Regions from separate parts of the Homo sapiens genome. Here all the other regions are linked to region 1. Evidence: chromatin contacts called from ENCODE Hi-C or POLR2A ChIA-PET data. All regions are on one chromosome and are shown on one strand. Each heading gives the region's core, a stretch centred on a gene start or an enhancer-like site at or near the end of the contact. The rest is flanking DNA. Distances are from core to core; before and after follow the strand shown.

Region 1 (4,949 bases), core at 1,370-3,869:
TGCCTGGGTGAGGGAGCAGGCTTAAGAGGCAGAAGAGGCCCAGCCCTGTAGGCACTGGGTACTCCCTGCTACCAACCCTGAACCCCCGGCAGTTGTCCCTGAGGTCTGGGGAGTAGCAGAACCCAGTGTAGAAGCCAGCAGACCCAGTGATGCCCTTGGAGACCCTCTGCTGCCTTCCCTTATTCTCTGTGGGTTTTGAGAGGTTCGTTTGCTGCCATTTCCCTGAAAGTGATGGAGAGAGAGAAGAGAGAGTGGTTATTCCATGGGCAGAACAGTTGCTGAAATTGGCTCTCCCAAGCTCCTTCTTGGGGGCTGAGCTAGGCTCAGTAAGGTCACATAACAATCTAGACCTCTCTGCTGGTCTCCCACAGCCCACCCTGGGCCCAGCACCTTCTCCCTGCAGACTCATTCTTCTTCCTGGTTCTCCATGTTAGTACGGCATTGCCATCCTTCTCTAGTTTTTTTATTCTTTTTATTTATTACTATTGTTATTACTTTTCTTTTTTTGAGACGGAGTTTCACTCTTGTTGCCCAGGTTGGGGTGCAATGGCAAGATCTCAGCTCACTGCAGCCTCCACCTCCCGGGTTCAAGCAATTTTCCTGCCTCAGCCTCCCAAGTAGCTGGGATTACAGGCGCCCGCCACCACACCCAGCTAGTTTTTGTATTTTTAGTGAAGACGGGGTTTCGCCATGTTGGCCAGGCTGGTCTCAAACTCCTGGCCTCAGGTGATCTACCCTCCTCAGTCTCCCAAAGTGCTAGGAACAGGCGTGAGCCACCATGCCCGGCCTGTTATTTTTTTTGAGACAGAGTCTCACTCTGATGCCCAGTCTGGAGTGCAGTGGCGTGATCTGGGCTCACTGCAACCTCTGCCTCCTGGGTTCAAGTGATTCTCATGCCTCAGCCTCCCGAGTAGCTGGGATTACAGGCGTATGCCACCATGCCCAGCTAATTTTTTCTATTTTTAGTAAAGACGGGGTTTCCCTATGTTGGCCAGGCTAGTCTCAAACTCCTGACCTCAAGTGATCCGCCCATCTCAGCCTCCCAAAGTGCTGGGATTACAGGCATGAGCCATGGGGCCTGGCCTCTTCTCTAAGACAGAAACCTGGGCAGTGGCAGCCTTTCTAACCTCTAGCCCTAACTCTTGGACCCCTTTATCTACTTGCCATGAAGTAGGCATTTATAAAGGCAAATTAGATCAGACCACAGCCTTGCTGAGTTAGTCTTTCAATGGCTCCCAGGGTCCAACAAGCTCTCACGTTCAAGCTCCAGCATCACAGTCTTACCTATTCTAATATGTCACCCGTATTCTTCCCTCTTAGCCTTGCTCAATCCATTCCCTTTGCTTGGTACACTTTGTCACCCTGTGGCATTTGATCTCGGCTTAGGTGTCTTTCTTGGGAGAAGCCTTCCCTGACCACCCTTGCCCCATGCACTGCCGCCCTCCCCTAATAAATCCCTGGCTCCCCATGAGCAGGGCCCGGGTTGTCTTTGTTCTCTGGGCCTCGTGTGGCCCCTATCACGTGATAGGGGCCCAGAGATTATCTGAATGAATGCCCTGATTAGTGAGCGCATGTTTTGCAGAAGAGGAGGCTGACCCTGATGAGGTCAATGTGCTCAGGACAGAGATTACTGCCTTCCCAACTGAGGGGATTGTGCAGAGTGGAATCCAACAAACCTGTCATTTCATCTCTCTGAAATTATGACAATACCACCACCTATCCTACAGGCTGCTGAACAGCATGATGATGGACTGTCCAGACCTTGGTGTCACCCTAACTTGAAGCCTGAGCTCTACGTGCAGACTTGAAGCTTGCTGCAAAGGCCATTAAGCTGGTGGGCTTAAAGCCTGAGAACTCCCCTCTCTGTCACCAGCACAGGAGTGTCCTTGGAATGCCAAGCATGGGGTTGCGGTATGGACAGATTTACTCACCACGAAGGGAAATGCGTGGAGCCATCAGGCGTGGATCCATTCTGACCACCCAGACCTGGAGGCAGAAACACATCCAGAGCTGCAGAAGGCTGGGGTGGGAATCTGAGCAGGCATCAGCCCAGGTCAGGTTAGAGACCACTGGTATTGTTTGGTGAAGTCTGGTGAGGGTCCTAAGGGACTAATGGTATTGCCAGGTGAGAGTTCTGAGGAACAGATACAATGTGATGGGTGGACTGGTGGGGATTCTGGCGTAAAATGGTATGGTGGCATGAGTCAGGGCACAACGTTAAGTTCTCCCATCCAAGTACCTGGCTTAGCTTCCGAGGTCAGATGCGTTCAGGGTAGTAAGGCCGTGAACCAATGTTAAGTTCTGATGAGCCTCTTGCAGGATAGTGGGGAACCCAATGGTACAGTCGGGAGAGGGTGGGGGCGGGGGCGGCCAGCCCACGGAGGTTCGTAGGAAGCCTCACCTGGACGGTGATACAACCCGGTCACTGTATTCCCGTAGAACCCCCACGCCAGCTGGATGCCCAGGAGACTTAACACCAACCACAGCAGCAGCAGCTTGAAGAGGGTCACGCGCATGTCCTGCGCCTCCCACTCCCGCAAGAACTCGCTGCCCAGCGCGCCCAGCACCGTGGCCGGCAGAGCCTGCAAGGCCTGCCCAGACCAGGACTCCGCCATGACTGGCCCTCGCCCCACCCGGGGTACTGTCACCGTAGTCCCCACCACGCACGCGTGTGGTCTTCCGGGACCAGGCCCGTTAGTGCGCACGCGTAAACCCAGCCAGGGTGGGGCCTACTTCGCGTGCGTGAAGAGTTGGCAGTTCGGGGAGGAGTATTAAAACCGCGCACGCGCACCTAACCCCACCCTGCTTGCTTAAGGGATGAGTGACTCCGGGAGTACAAAATAGCAACCAGGTCTTTTATAGCCCCGGAGTTCCCGTGATGCCCCACGCGGCTGCAATGATTGGTTAAGGGTTTTGCTTTTAGGGCGTGGACGGGCTCCTGAGCAATAGTGGATGAGCTGTGAGTGCGCGCGCGTGCGCGGGGCCGCGACCTGTGCCGGCTCGAGCCCGCTGGGCACTCGGAGGCGCGCACGTCGTTCCCCGCCCTCCCGCCGCCGCCCGCCCTCGCTCTCTCGCGCTACCCTCCCGCCGCCCGCGGTCCTCCGTCGGTTCTCTCGTTAGTCCACGGTCTGGTCTTCAGCTACCCGCCTTCGTCTCCGAGTTTGCGACTCGCGGACCGGCGTCCCCGGCGCGAAGAGGCTGGACTCGGATTCGTTGCCTGAGGTGAGCGGAAGGGTTCCCTCCAGGCGCCGCGGGGCCCCAGGCCCGCCAGCCCGGTACTCTTCCGGCCGGCAGGCCGCCGCACCGCCGCGGCCGCGCCCCACCGGCTGCTCGTGGCCGAGCCGCCCCTGGCCCCTGACCCTTGACCTGACTCCCAGCCCGGGCCCCGCGCCCCAAGCGGCGACCCCGCCCGCGCAGTCCCCGGAAGCGCGCCCGGTAGTCTCCTGTGCCCCTTCCCCCGCCCGGCCGGGCCTGGTGGAGCCCAGGCTGCCCGCCTGCCCGCCCTCGGTCCCCGGAGCTTCCTCTCCCAGCGGCGCCGGGCAGGGCGGGGGCTTTGGGCCGGGCCCCGCGACCGCGCAGTGTAGCCGGCCGCTGAAAGCGCGCGTGGCTGTCGGAGTTGAAATGGGAAAGAAACTCTTTACAACTCCATTTTGCTTTTTACGTTTAACGAGAAACGACAATCACTGTTTCATATTGATTAAAGTCCAGTTACACTTTGGGTAGGTTTTCTTTTAATGCAGACTTGTTGGAGACTGTGTAAGTAAGTAAAAGATTGTATTGAACGCTTAGGGGTATGATCTACGGCCATACCACCTGGAACGCGCCCGAACTCGTCTGAAAGCTTTGGGGTCTGTTTTGAGTGGAAAAGGGGTATTTTCCATTTGGAAAAAAAAAACAACACACAAAACTGTAAATGATTTAAGCGATGTTGCATGAAAATAGATGCAATGTTGCTTAGTCGAAGTCGCTGTATTGATTAGGAATGATCTAAATATCTGTACCTTAGTTACTGATTGGATCTACAGTTACGGGTCGTCTTCATTGAATAGCGCTATTCGCATCCAAGTTGATTTGTTCACAAACCTTGTTTAGTAGTTTACGGTGGAAAATTGGAATCCTTTTTACCTCAAAGTTGGTTCCACTTGTGTTTTTTAATAGTTCTGATTTTAAATTTTTACCTCTGTTGTTGACTTGTTTGGTTCTGTCTTGAAGAAAGTCTTAAACGTTTCTTGCAGGTGTGTAAGTAGATATTTCACTCTGCCTTTCTGAAGGAGAAAAATTGAAAAACCAAAAAACTTCCATAATTTAAAATGTTGTATGTGGAGAGAATTTTTCAACCACTTAGTATCACCCAGATGTGTAATGTGTACCATGCGGATGATTGTCACCTTAGATGTGGCTAGATTGGCGGAGATACTGTTTTGAGCATTTGGCACAAGTGACATTGGACTGAAAAACTAGTTTTTAATTGTAAAGAATGACTTATTGAAGGATCTCTGGATAACTTGTCTTAATTGGTTCCATCTACTTTTGTGGAGCACTGATGGCTCTTGGGGACATTAAATATATAAGGTGCACCTTGGTTTGAGTTAAAGTCTAGTGCTAGATTTATCCTCTCTGTTCTCATAAAAATCTGTGTTGGAGGGAAGAAGAGAGTAGGAATACTGTGTAGTTCTTGAGTTTTAGATCTAAGAGGAATCTTTCAGGACTGGTTGTCCAACCCCATTTGCAGATGAGCAAACTGAGTCCCAGAGACTTAAGTAAATTTCCCAAGGTTACCTATCTAGTCAGGAGCAGACCAGAACTGTCTGCTCTGTTAAGGTATTCTCCATTTACTCCCAAGCAGTTGGCCTCCAGAGTCAGCTAAAATTCAGGACTTCTAGCTTATTCCATTGTTTCTTCTTTTAAACCTTGTTGATGGTGAATAGTTTGGGAGAAACTGTTCATTT
Region 2 (4,949 bases), core at 547-3,046, 2.4 Mb after region 1:
TTATTTTTATTTTATTTTTTTGAGACGGAGTCTCACTCTGTCACCAGGCTGGAGTGCAGTGGCGCGATCTCGGCTCACTGCAACCTCTGCCTCCCTGGTTCAAGCGATTCTCCTGCCTCAGCCTCCCGAGTAGCTGGGATTACAGGCACACCCCACCACGCCCGGCTAATTTTTGTATTTTAGTAGAGATGGGGTTTCACCATGTTGGCCAGGATGGTCTCGATCTCCTGACCTTGTGATCTGCCCGCCTCGGCCTCCCAAAGTGCTGGGATTACAGGTGTGAGCCACCGTGCCCGGCCAGGGCTGTGTCAGTTTTACAGGCAGGAAGCAGAGGCTCAGAAGTCGAGTTCGATCTGAGTTATACCAAAGAGGGACTCTACTCCATGCCTGGCCTCCTGCTGGGGCCTGGACCTCTCACAACCTGAGCGGACTGAAGAGGCTGTGGTCCTTCTGGCCTGGACTCCAGGTCCGTGGAAGACAGTGGGCCAGCCTCCTTATGGAGGGCCAGCGTGTCTGAGCATGAATTCCCCCCACTGACAAACTGTTCAGGGCACACAATGGTCCATTGTGCCCAGGGCACACCTGAGCCAGGAGCATGATGCCAGGCAGGTGCAGGGAGGGAGGTGCTGGGTGAAGGGGAGGGGAGTGTTACCCTGGGATCCCTCCCTGCTGTGGGTACAGAAGGAAAATGGGGGACTATGTGTGTGAGACGGTGTGAGTGATACCAGGTTCTCAGCTGATGGGACACCCACGTCTGAGTCACTCCCCTCACCTTCTGACTCCACCTGAAGTATTTTCTGAGATGGGTGGGGAGCTCAGGAGGAACGGGCCTCCCTCCAACCTTTTCAGACATCCCTCAGGGCCTCAAGGACCCACCCTCACCCTGGGCATCCAGAGGAAAACCTTTTCTTCTGCTCCTAGAGAGGTCCTGGGTCTACCCCTCAGAATGGGGGTGGGGTGGGGTGGGTCATTTCAAGTCAGGGAAGAGCTTATCACAGCCTGTTCGCTGGGGTGTGGGGGGATGCAACTCAAGAAGGACCTGAAGTGGGAGCATTCCCCTTCCACACACCTCCCTACCTTGGCCCACACCCCCAGACCCGTTGGCCACGACCACCCAATCAGGCCGCGCCCAAGGGAGAGGCAGCTCATAGACAAATTGAGTCCCCCTCCCCCTAGCCTCCTGGCCAGTCTCCAGGTCTCTCCAGGTCTCAGTTTCCCCATTTGTAAAAAGGCCAAGTGTCCGGCCGCCTCGGCCCAGGCCACTCTCCTCTAGCAAGAAAGACTCAGGCTGCACGGTCCTGCTCGCGGGGGTGGGTTGCTATGAAGTGCACGACCGCGAGCTCTGTCCCCAAGGCATAAGTGCCAGAGGCACCCGGCGGGCTGGGGGCACACACGTGTGTGCGGAGCCGGAGCATGCCCTGCGCGCGCGCGCCCGCGCGCGCGGCTACGCGGCCCCAGCGGCGCGGGGCGCCAGGTGCAGCAGGCGCGGGGCGCGCGAAGCTGGGGGCACCGCGGGTGCGGGTGCGGGCGCGGGGCGGGGCGGGCTCACCTGCGCGTAGTAGAGCAGCCACAACTCGTACAGCCGCTCCGAGGCGGCCATGGCCCGGCCCGGCTCCGGCCCTGCTGCGCGCCACCTGTCGCCGCCTCCTCCGCGCCGCCCGCCGGTTGCCCTCGGCCAGGCCCATGGGCGGAGGGCGTCACTCCGGGGCGGAGCGGCGCGGTACTACTGGGGAAGTCTGCGGCTGTGGCCTCCGCGGCGCAGAGCCACCCAAGTCTGCTCGCTCCTCCTCCTCACTGCCGGCCGCCGCCCAGCTTCCTGCACTTCGCTGCAGTCACCGCCGCCCCGCCTCTCCTGGGACCATGTAAAGGGCGGAGAGCCTGGCAGGAGGAGGGGCCTATGGGCCGGGCGGCCCGGGAGGGTGCCCCGCTGCCCTGCCCCACCAGTGCCATTGGAAGGGCCAGCCTGAGCCTCCGGGACGAGGGTCGGGGTGAGGAATTCCAGACTTCCCCAGGGTCTGAATCCGCCCAGGACGCTGCTCGCCTGACTGCATTTGCCGCCATTCAGGGAAGGGGCGGCGGGCCGCGTGGAGGTGGCGAGGGTCCTTCAACAATAATCTCCACCACCACCATGACGACCCCTTGTAGCGCTTATCAAATGCCAGGTGCTACTCTGTCGCTTTATGGGAAGACCGAAACGCAACTTTTGAGCTCTAGCTGTTTGTGGAGTGTGATGGCGGGAAGTTAGAGAGTAGCAGGACTAGCCTGAAATACCTTCGGGGCCGCGGTGCCCTCCCAGATCCCAGAGAGGCTTAGACCGTTGCCACGGGTCCCCCTCCCTCCTCCAGGAAGCCTTCCCAAACGCTCCAGTGGAGGGGCTCCCCCCATTCCCCAACTCCAGGGCCCAGAACTTGCTTCACATATGTTGTTTCTTTAACCTCAACAGGTGGGTGCCTCATGGCTCTGTTTTTTGTTTGTTTTTGAGACAGAGTCTCACTCTGTCGCCCAGGCTGGAGTGCAGTGACTCGATCTCGGCTCACTGCAATCTCCGCCTCCTGGGTTCAAGTGATTCTCCTGCCTCAGCCTCCTGAGTAGCTGGGACTACAGGCGCGTGTCACCAGGCCCAGCTAATTTTTTGTATTTTTAGTAGAGACGGGGTTCCACCGTGTTAGCCAGGATGGTCTGGATTTCCTGACTTCATGATCCACCCGCCTCGACCTCCCAAAGTGCTGGGATTATAGGCATGAGCCACCGCACCCGGCCGGCTCTGTTTTACAGATGGAGAAACTGAGGCCCAAGTTGACCAAATGAGGACCACTTGGGCAGCAGGGGCAGGGACCCAGGCTTGACTGACTCTTTTTTGGGTCCCTGCCACCATCACCCCGTGCCCCCTTCCCCATCCCCTTACCTCACAGTCTGGACACGGGGAAAGGGGCACGGGGTGATGGTGGCAGGGACCCAACCCCTGGTGTTGGGCAGGGATCAGGCTCTTTGTTGGGGCTGGGGAGAAGTTTTCTGGGCCCAGAGGGGTGCTACTCGTTCCAGGAGTTGACCAGTCTGGAGACTCCTAGACCTTGGTTGGCCAAGACAACAGAGACCCTGTCCTGTTTTGTTCTCCCAGCTTCTTGGTTCACCTCTGGCCTTTTGTCCTGCTTCATCCATCATAGCTCTGAGCTGAGGTTTCCTGAGCACCTCCAAACTGCATGCCAGGCCTTGGCAGAGCAACCCATCCACTACAGGGAAGAAGGCTTAGACAGACCCAGGTTAGTGAGGACAAGAGGGTTAGTGAAGGGAGGGCTAGATCTGCAGTCTGTGGCCCATGGGCCTCTGAAGGGAGTTGGAAGGGGAAGAGTGGATGTCCACCTGTAGCCAGCTTGGGAAGGGAAGACTCAGGGAGGGAACAGCCTAAGAGGCTAGTTGTCCCCTGGCAGTGGAGGTGGAGAGGGGGCGGCATGGTCTCCTATTCCCAAGTGAGAGGGGGTGTGGCTTTGGGGACCCCCACATACTGAAAGAATATCTTGACTTCAGCCTAAGTGGTCTCGCGGTTATCAGGACACTCTAGTTCATGCAGGAAAGAAGACTCTGGCAGCTTCTGCTGGGTAGCCATGAATCTTGTGGCGACTTGCAGTCGAGGCCACCCCAAGTCTTTCTAAGCTGGGGATTGGGGGCAGTACTTGAGGCCCACTGGACCCAGGTTGGGGTTTGCTCTTCCCCGGGAAAGGTAACTTGACCCTGAGGACTTTGCTGCTCCAGGAGGGGATGGGAATGAGAGGGGATCATCTTTGAGTCCAGAGGGAAACAGCCATACAGTCAGGTCCCCCTCACTGTGCAGGCTTTGTCTGAGCTGAGAGTGGTCACAGAGGGGCTTAGGGGCGCTTGTCAGGTGAGTCCGGGGAGCCACTGACAGCTGCAGAGGTGTAAGTCATACCTTGTATTAGGGTGGGATCGAAGTGGAGGATCAGGGAAGGCTTTTTTTTTTTTTTTTTTTTTTTTGAGACGGAGTCTTGCTCTGCTGCCAGGCTGGAGTGCAGTGGCACGATCTCGGCTCACTGCAACCTCCGCCTCTCTGGTTCAAGCGATTCTCCTGCCTCAGCCTCCCGAGTAGCTGGGATTACAGGCACGCGCCACCACGCCCAGTTAATTTTTGTATTTTTAGTAGAGATGGAGTTTCACCATGTTGGCCAGGATGGTCTCCATCTCCTGACCTCGTGGTCCGCCCTCCTCGGCCTCCCAAAGTGCTGGGATTACAGGCGTGAGCCACCGCGCCCGGCCCAGGGAAGGTTTCTTGAAGGCATTCGAGCCTTGTCAGGTCAAGTGGACAAGGATGAGTCAGGGCATTCCAAGAGGCCAGCATGGAGTGATTAGTGTGGTTAGTACTTGGGCAAAACCGGAGCGATCGACGCACTCTTTTCTCCTTCTCTCAGGTCTGAATTCCACTTGCTGCTCTTTCACTGATCAGCGTTGGATAAATCGAGCCTTAGCTTTTTTTTTTTTCTTTTTTTTTTTTGCTGGCTCCCCACCCACTAGGCAAGTTGTCCGGAAGAATAAGGGCGGGGCGGGGCGGGGCGGGGCAAGGCGGGGAGGGCTCGCCCATAATAACCCCGCATTGATTGGCTTTCAGGACCTCCCAGTCTCTCATTCTCGTCCTTGGATTGGCCGCGAGACATTTATCCACTCTCCTTAGGCCTGCGCGATGCAAGACGGGAGAAAAGGAGGGGCGTACGCGGGCAAGATGGAGGCAACTACGGCTGGTGTGGGCCGGCTAGAGGAAGAGGCGTTGCGGCGAAAGGAACGGCTGAAGGCCCTACGGGAGAAAACCGGGCGCAAGGTGAGAAGTGTGGAGTGAGGGTCGCAGTTGAGGCGTCCAGCGTTCGGGGTCCGGGTCGCGCTTGAGGAGAGCAAAGGGCTAATAAGGAAAGACAGCTGCCGAGGGCGCGCATGCGCGGGCGCTA
Region 3 (4,949 bases), core at 1,659-4,158, 2.1 Mb before region 1:
GGTATCTGTGAAATATGCCACCAAGCACACTTGGAATGCGTGTGCAGTTGGGAAAGCCTGGGTGCTCCCTCTTCTTTTTCCCAGAAGTGGGAAGGAGGTGTTTGAAGGTGTCTGCAGGTGTGTGGCTATGTGCATGTTGGGGAGGGGGAGGTGTTGGCAGGGGTAGAGGAGGCTGCAGGAGTTAAGAGTGCAGATTCCTGAGGGCGTGGCTGCTGGAGAGGCCTTGTTTGTCTCCTCCCCTGCTTCCCCTGCCTCCTAGGCCCTGGCTTCTCCAAAGCCCCTTCTTAATGCTTCTTGCTCCCATCACCAACCCAGGGCCCCAGGCTGGGTTTGTTTTTTAAAAAAATTAAAAAAAAATTTTTTTTTGAGACAGAGTCTCTCTCTGTCACCCAGGCTGGAGTGCAGTGGCACAATGACAGCTCACTGTAGCCTCAACCTCCCAAGCTCAAGCAATCCTCCCACCTCAGCCTCATAAATAGCTGGGACTACAGGCATGCACCACCACGTCCGGCAAATTTTTAAGATATTTTGTAGAGACAGTGGAGCAAGGGTGAGGGTGGGGGTGTCTCTCTATGTTGCCCAGGTTGGTCTTGAACTCCTGGGATCAAGAGATTCTCAGCCCCTCAAAGTGCTGGGATTACAGGCATGAGCCACAGTGCTCTGACCAGGTTGGGTTTCTGAAATGAAGCAGTGCCATCTGGTGGCAGACTGAGGCAGTGCCAGGAGCGCGTGAGCTAAGCCTTGAGCTCCCCTAAGGGCTCTGCCTCTTAGGACCCCAGCCAGCGGAGAAGTCACCACTGGGCCGGCTAGACCATAGTCAGAGGGGAGATATCCAAGGCTTAAATGTCCCATCCTCATACATTTTAGGTTCATGGCCCAGGGAGGCATGGCAGGAAAGTCACCTGAAGGAGTGCTGGAGGAATGGCATGTGGGTTCCATTCCTTGTTCTACCTCTCTGGGTCCAGATTTCTCATCTGTAAAGGTGATTAACCATATCTTCCCTGTGTGTGTGGCAGGGTAGTGAGGGTTAAATGAGAGAGTGTGGCTGGAACACTTGGCTCAGGGCCCAGCATGCTCTGAAGTTGAAAGAAATGGTACTGGCCATTACTGACAGAGGTAGAGTTCCAGAAGCACAGAGAAGGGACCTGTGTGTTGTGGCAGGAGAAAGAAGTGAAGAAAGGTGACATGTCTGTGGCGCTCCCAGCACATATTAGAGAATCTCTGCTTGGAGCAGTAGCTCCAAGTTACACATTTAAGAGAAGGAGGATGGTCCCTTTTCTGGAAAGAGGGAAATGGGATCTAGTGGGGAATGAAACCAAGGGACCCAGGATTCAGGATCCTTACTAGCTGTCGAGCCTGAGCATAGCAGCAGGCTTGCTGTGTCTTGTATTCATGTGACAGTATTGCCGTGAAGACTCATGGAGATGCACGGAGACTTGCTCAGCATTCCCGGAGAGATAATGAGCTGCATAAGGCCTTGAACGCTGGGTAGGATCTTGTCAGGTCGAGATTCTGCTCAACTGTGGGTCATGTTTATCTTCTATGCCCCACAAGAGGGACTGCTGGTCAGAGTAAGGAGTCCTCTGGTTCTGCTGTTAATTGGTTGTGTGATGCTGGGCAAGTCGCTCACTCCCTCTGGGCCTCATTTTTCCCAACAACATGAAGAAATTGAATTAAGTGACCTGTGAGGTCAGTCCTGCCTTAATCTATGAGCTTTTGATTTTTCACTTCTCTGCCTCACGTATAATAACCTGGCAATAAGTATCTATTGATTCTTACAGGCTAGGTCTTGAACAAAAAGACAGAGGCTGGGTGCAGTGGCTCATGCCTGTAATCCCAACACTTCGGGGGGCCGAGGCAGGAGAATCGTTTGAGCCTAGAAATTCAAGACCAACCTGGACAACACAGTGGGACTTCGTCTCTACAAAAATTTTTAAAAATTAGCCGGGTGTGGTGGTGCACACCTGTAGCCCCGGCTACTTGGGAGGCTGAGGTGAGAAGATAGCTTGAGCCCAGGAGGTTGATTGAGGCTGTAGTGAGCTGTGATCGCGCCACTGCACTCCAGCGTGGATGACAGAGCGAGACCCTGTCAAAAAAAAAAAAAAAAAAAGACAGAGAAAAAAGAGGCTGGGAGAACTCAGCCCAGGAGTTCGAGAACAGCCTGGCCAACACGGCAAAACCATGTCTCTACCAAACACGCACATACAAAACAGAAACAAAAATTGGCTGGGTGTGGTGGCATGCGCCTGTAGTCTCAGCTGGAGGCTGAGGTGGGAGGACTGTTTGAGCCCGGGAGGCGGAGGTCATAGTGAGCTGAGATCGTCACTGCACTCCAGCCTGGGCAACAGAGCGAGACTCTGTCTCAAAAAAACAAAACAAAACAAACAAAAAACAACCAGTGCCTTCTGATTTAATGAGTGCTGTGATTTCTGATATGTTTATGAGAAATATTTTCTTAGATCACGGTATGTTCTAGGTAAGATAAGGCAAATGGCCAAATAAAACAGAGGCTCTTTGCGCACACAGGTCAGAACAAGACACTGAAAAAGTATCAGGCGATTACAGTACTGTCTTAGAAGGATTGGCTCCCTCACTTTTCACTTCCGCCTTCCGAAGCAGCCAATGAGTACTCAGCAGTTCGCATTTATCCAAAAAAACTACAAATCCAGAAGTCAATGCGCCAGGCGAAGAGCTCATGCGTCAATTGGGACTGGTGGGCCCGCCCCTAGACGCGGAACTTCATTTCCCAGGCGTCCCCGGGGCTCTTCGATTTTTTTTTTTTTTTTTTTTTTTTTTTTTTTTTTTTCCCCGATCGTGCAGGCGTTCTCTTCCCGCCCCTTGCTCGCGGTCCTCGCGCCAAGTAGGCGCGAGCGCGCGCGCGCGGTGCACGTAGCGCGCGAGTGACGCATAATATGTGGGCCGCTGTGGAGCCGTGGTCGCGCTGTGTGTGTGTGTGAGTGGAGAGTGAGTGCGGGACCTGAGGCTGTGTGTGTGTGAACTGTGGCCACTGGCGGGGTCGGGGGGGGGCAGCGGCGGAGCCGCCTCGGACGGTGAGTGGGAAATGGAGGGAGGCGACTCTACGGGAGGGGCGCGAGGAAGCAGGTCGCGCGGCTGGCCGGGCGGCAGAGTGGGCGCCGGGCTTGGGGGAGGGGCGGCACCTGCTTGGGCCGCCGGCGAGGAGGGGGCGGGCCGGTCTGCCGGGAGGCTGGGCCCGGGGCCTGACAGGACTTTTCCTCCTCCTGATTCTTGTCCTGGGGGCGGGGCCTCCACGTTCTTCCTCCACTCCCCACGAGAAGCTTCCCGAGAGTAACTCTTCCGCCCGGAGTGGGGGGGCGGGGTGTGTCCGCCCCTACCTGGAGGAGGGGCGCATTTCATTTCCCTTGTTTTCTTTTTCCTTCCAATCCTCCTAGTCTCTGTTCCGTACGGGCTTGCGGGGCTCCATCTTCCGTACTATACGGCGGGCCCCTTCCCGGACTGTGTCTCCGCCTCCAGCTCCAGTCACCTGGGCGGGCTCTCCCGTCTCTCGGCCTCGTGCCACCTCTCCCTGCACCCGCCTGCCTCTTGGACCGTGCGACGGGGGCGGAGCTTTCCGGGCGCTCCTCCCATCCCCATGAAAGAGGGAAGGGTTGGAAAGAGAGGTGTGCGGGTCCCGCAGCCTGGAGTCAAACCTCAGAGTGCCCGCGAAGCTTCCCTGGAGTCTATTTCCGGGGGTTATAGTAGTTTTCAACTGGGGTGTCAGAAGCGTTTGCTTAACAACTTCACTTCTTAGACGGTTTTCTGTCTGGTTTCCTCTTACTGCGGTGGCAGCGCTCTGGTTTTCCATTTGTTGAGGAAATAGTTTTGGAGTGTTTGTATTTAGCTATTTTTGAGTCACAAATGACTCGTCCTTGGCCATGTCATGTTGGTCTTGGTTTTTCCTTACCCTGTTTTTTTGATGAAGCCTTTTAATTAGTTTACATGTCTTAATTTTTTATATTAGTAGCATCTTCCTGTTCAAAATGCATCGTTAATGTACAGAATGAGAGGTTAATTGGTAATATCATCCTGCATTTTCTTTTTCCAGCTTACTGGAGTTTACCTTTAATGTTTATGTAAATGTGTATATTTAGATTTTAGGATCTATTTAGTATTTTTCTTAATGATGTGACCATTTGGGTTTTCTATATAACATTTATTCATTACCCATTTTTGAGTGGGTATATATTTTTGGATGTTAAAGAGATAATAGAGAATTTGGGGAATGTAGGGAAATCATTTTGTACTTAGTATCTCTTGCGTAGTTGCTGAGTACAGTGTTTTACTGTTCTGCCTATTATACAGTTTTAAAATTTTTTATTTTTATTCATTTATTTTTTATAGAGACAGTGGTCTCAGTATGTTGCCCAGGCTGGTTTTGAACTCAAGTGATCCTCCCTGGTCAGCCTCCCGAAGTGTTGGAATTACAGACATGAGCCACTACACCTGGCCTGTTTTTTTAGATACAGGATCTTGCCCTGTAGCCTAGGCTGGAGTGCAGTGGTGTGATAACTCTTTTTTTTTTTTTTTTCTTTTTTCTTTTTTTTTGAGACAGCGTCTCATTCTGTTGCCCCAGCTAGAGTGCAGTGGCGCGATCTTGTCTCACTGCAACCTCCGCCTCCCAGGTTCAAGTGATTCTCCTGCCTCAGCCTCCGGAGTAGCTGGGACTACAGGCACGCGCCACCACGCCCGGATAATTTTTGTATTTATAGTAGAGATGGGGTTTCAGCATATTGGCCAGGCTGGTCTCAAGCTCTTGTCCTCGTGATCTGCCCACCTCGGCCTCCCAAAGTGCTGGGATTACAGATGTAAGCCACTGCGCTGGCTTTTTTTTTTTTTTTTTTTTTTTTTTTTTTTTGAGACAGAGTCTCACTGTGTTGCCCAGGCTGGAGTGCAGTGGCGCGATCTCAGCTCACTGCAAGCTCCGCCTCCCA

What was found. A loop is a pair of places that touch in the nucleus more often than their neighbours do. ChIA-PET counts read pairs that join two places held with the same protein, here RNA polymerase II (POLR2A). Pooled maps may share reads with other maps.
Region 2: a loop to region 1 is called in a pooled map, with 5 times the contacts of the local background. The contact joins the promoter of NBEAL2 here to the promoter of TCTA in region 1. A Hi-C loop is called at or near these places in 6 of 50 pooled maps. POLR2A ChIA-PET finds 5 or more read pairs at or near these places in 2 of 52 experiments (BJ and activated naive CD4-positive, alpha-beta T cell).
Region 3: a map of naive thymus-derived CD4-positive, alpha-beta T cell shows a loop between it and region 1 (17-fold over the local background). The contact joins the promoter of DCAF1 here to the promoter of TCTA in region 1. A Hi-C loop is called at or near these places in 1 of 168 maps with a recorded cell type or tissue (naive thymus-derived CD4-positive, alpha-beta T cell) and 6 of 50 pooled maps. POLR2A ChIA-PET finds 5 or more read pairs at or near these places in 3 of 52 experiments (GM10248, WTC11 and activated B cell).

What each region holds. Positions count from the first base shown.
Region 1 is chr3:49,410,093-49,415,041 of GRCh38, reverse strand. It overlaps TCTA (T cell leukemia translocation altered), which reads right to left and starts at 2,619. Exons shown (of 3, transcript NM_022171.3): 1 at 2,402-2,619; 2 at 1,932-1,986; 3 at 1-222. The coding sequence starts at 2,615. The coding sequence ends at 180. RHOA (ras homolog family member A) reads left to right here and starts at 3,066. Exons shown (of 5, transcript NM_001664.4): 1 at 3,066-3,222. RefSeq lists enhancers at 2,407-2,816, 2,752-3,046, 2,945-3,919 and silencers at 2,887-3,186, 3,247-3,526, 3,537-3,626.
Region 2 is chr3:46,976,513-46,981,461 of GRCh38, reverse strand. It overlaps NBEAL2 (neurobeachin like 2), which reads right to left and starts at 1,796. Exons shown (of 54, transcript NM_015175.3): 1 at 1,550-1,796. The coding sequence starts at 1,600. CCDC12 (coiled-coil domain containing 12) reads left to right here and starts at 4,717. Exons shown (of 7, transcript NM_001277074.2): 1 at 4,717-4,825. The coding sequence starts at 4,730. RefSeq lists enhancers at 1-741, 742-1,522, 3,425-4,125, 4,695-4,949, 4,829-4,949 and silencers at 1,440-1,779, 1,880-2,069, 4,465-4,604.
Region 3 is chr3:51,497,974-51,502,922 of GRCh38, reverse strand. DCAF1 (DDB1 and CUL4 associated factor 1) reads left to right here and starts at 2,908. Exons shown (of 25, transcript NM_001387579.1): 1 at 2,908-3,050. RefSeq lists silencers at 667-766, 3,019-3,248 and an enhancer at 3,359-3,458.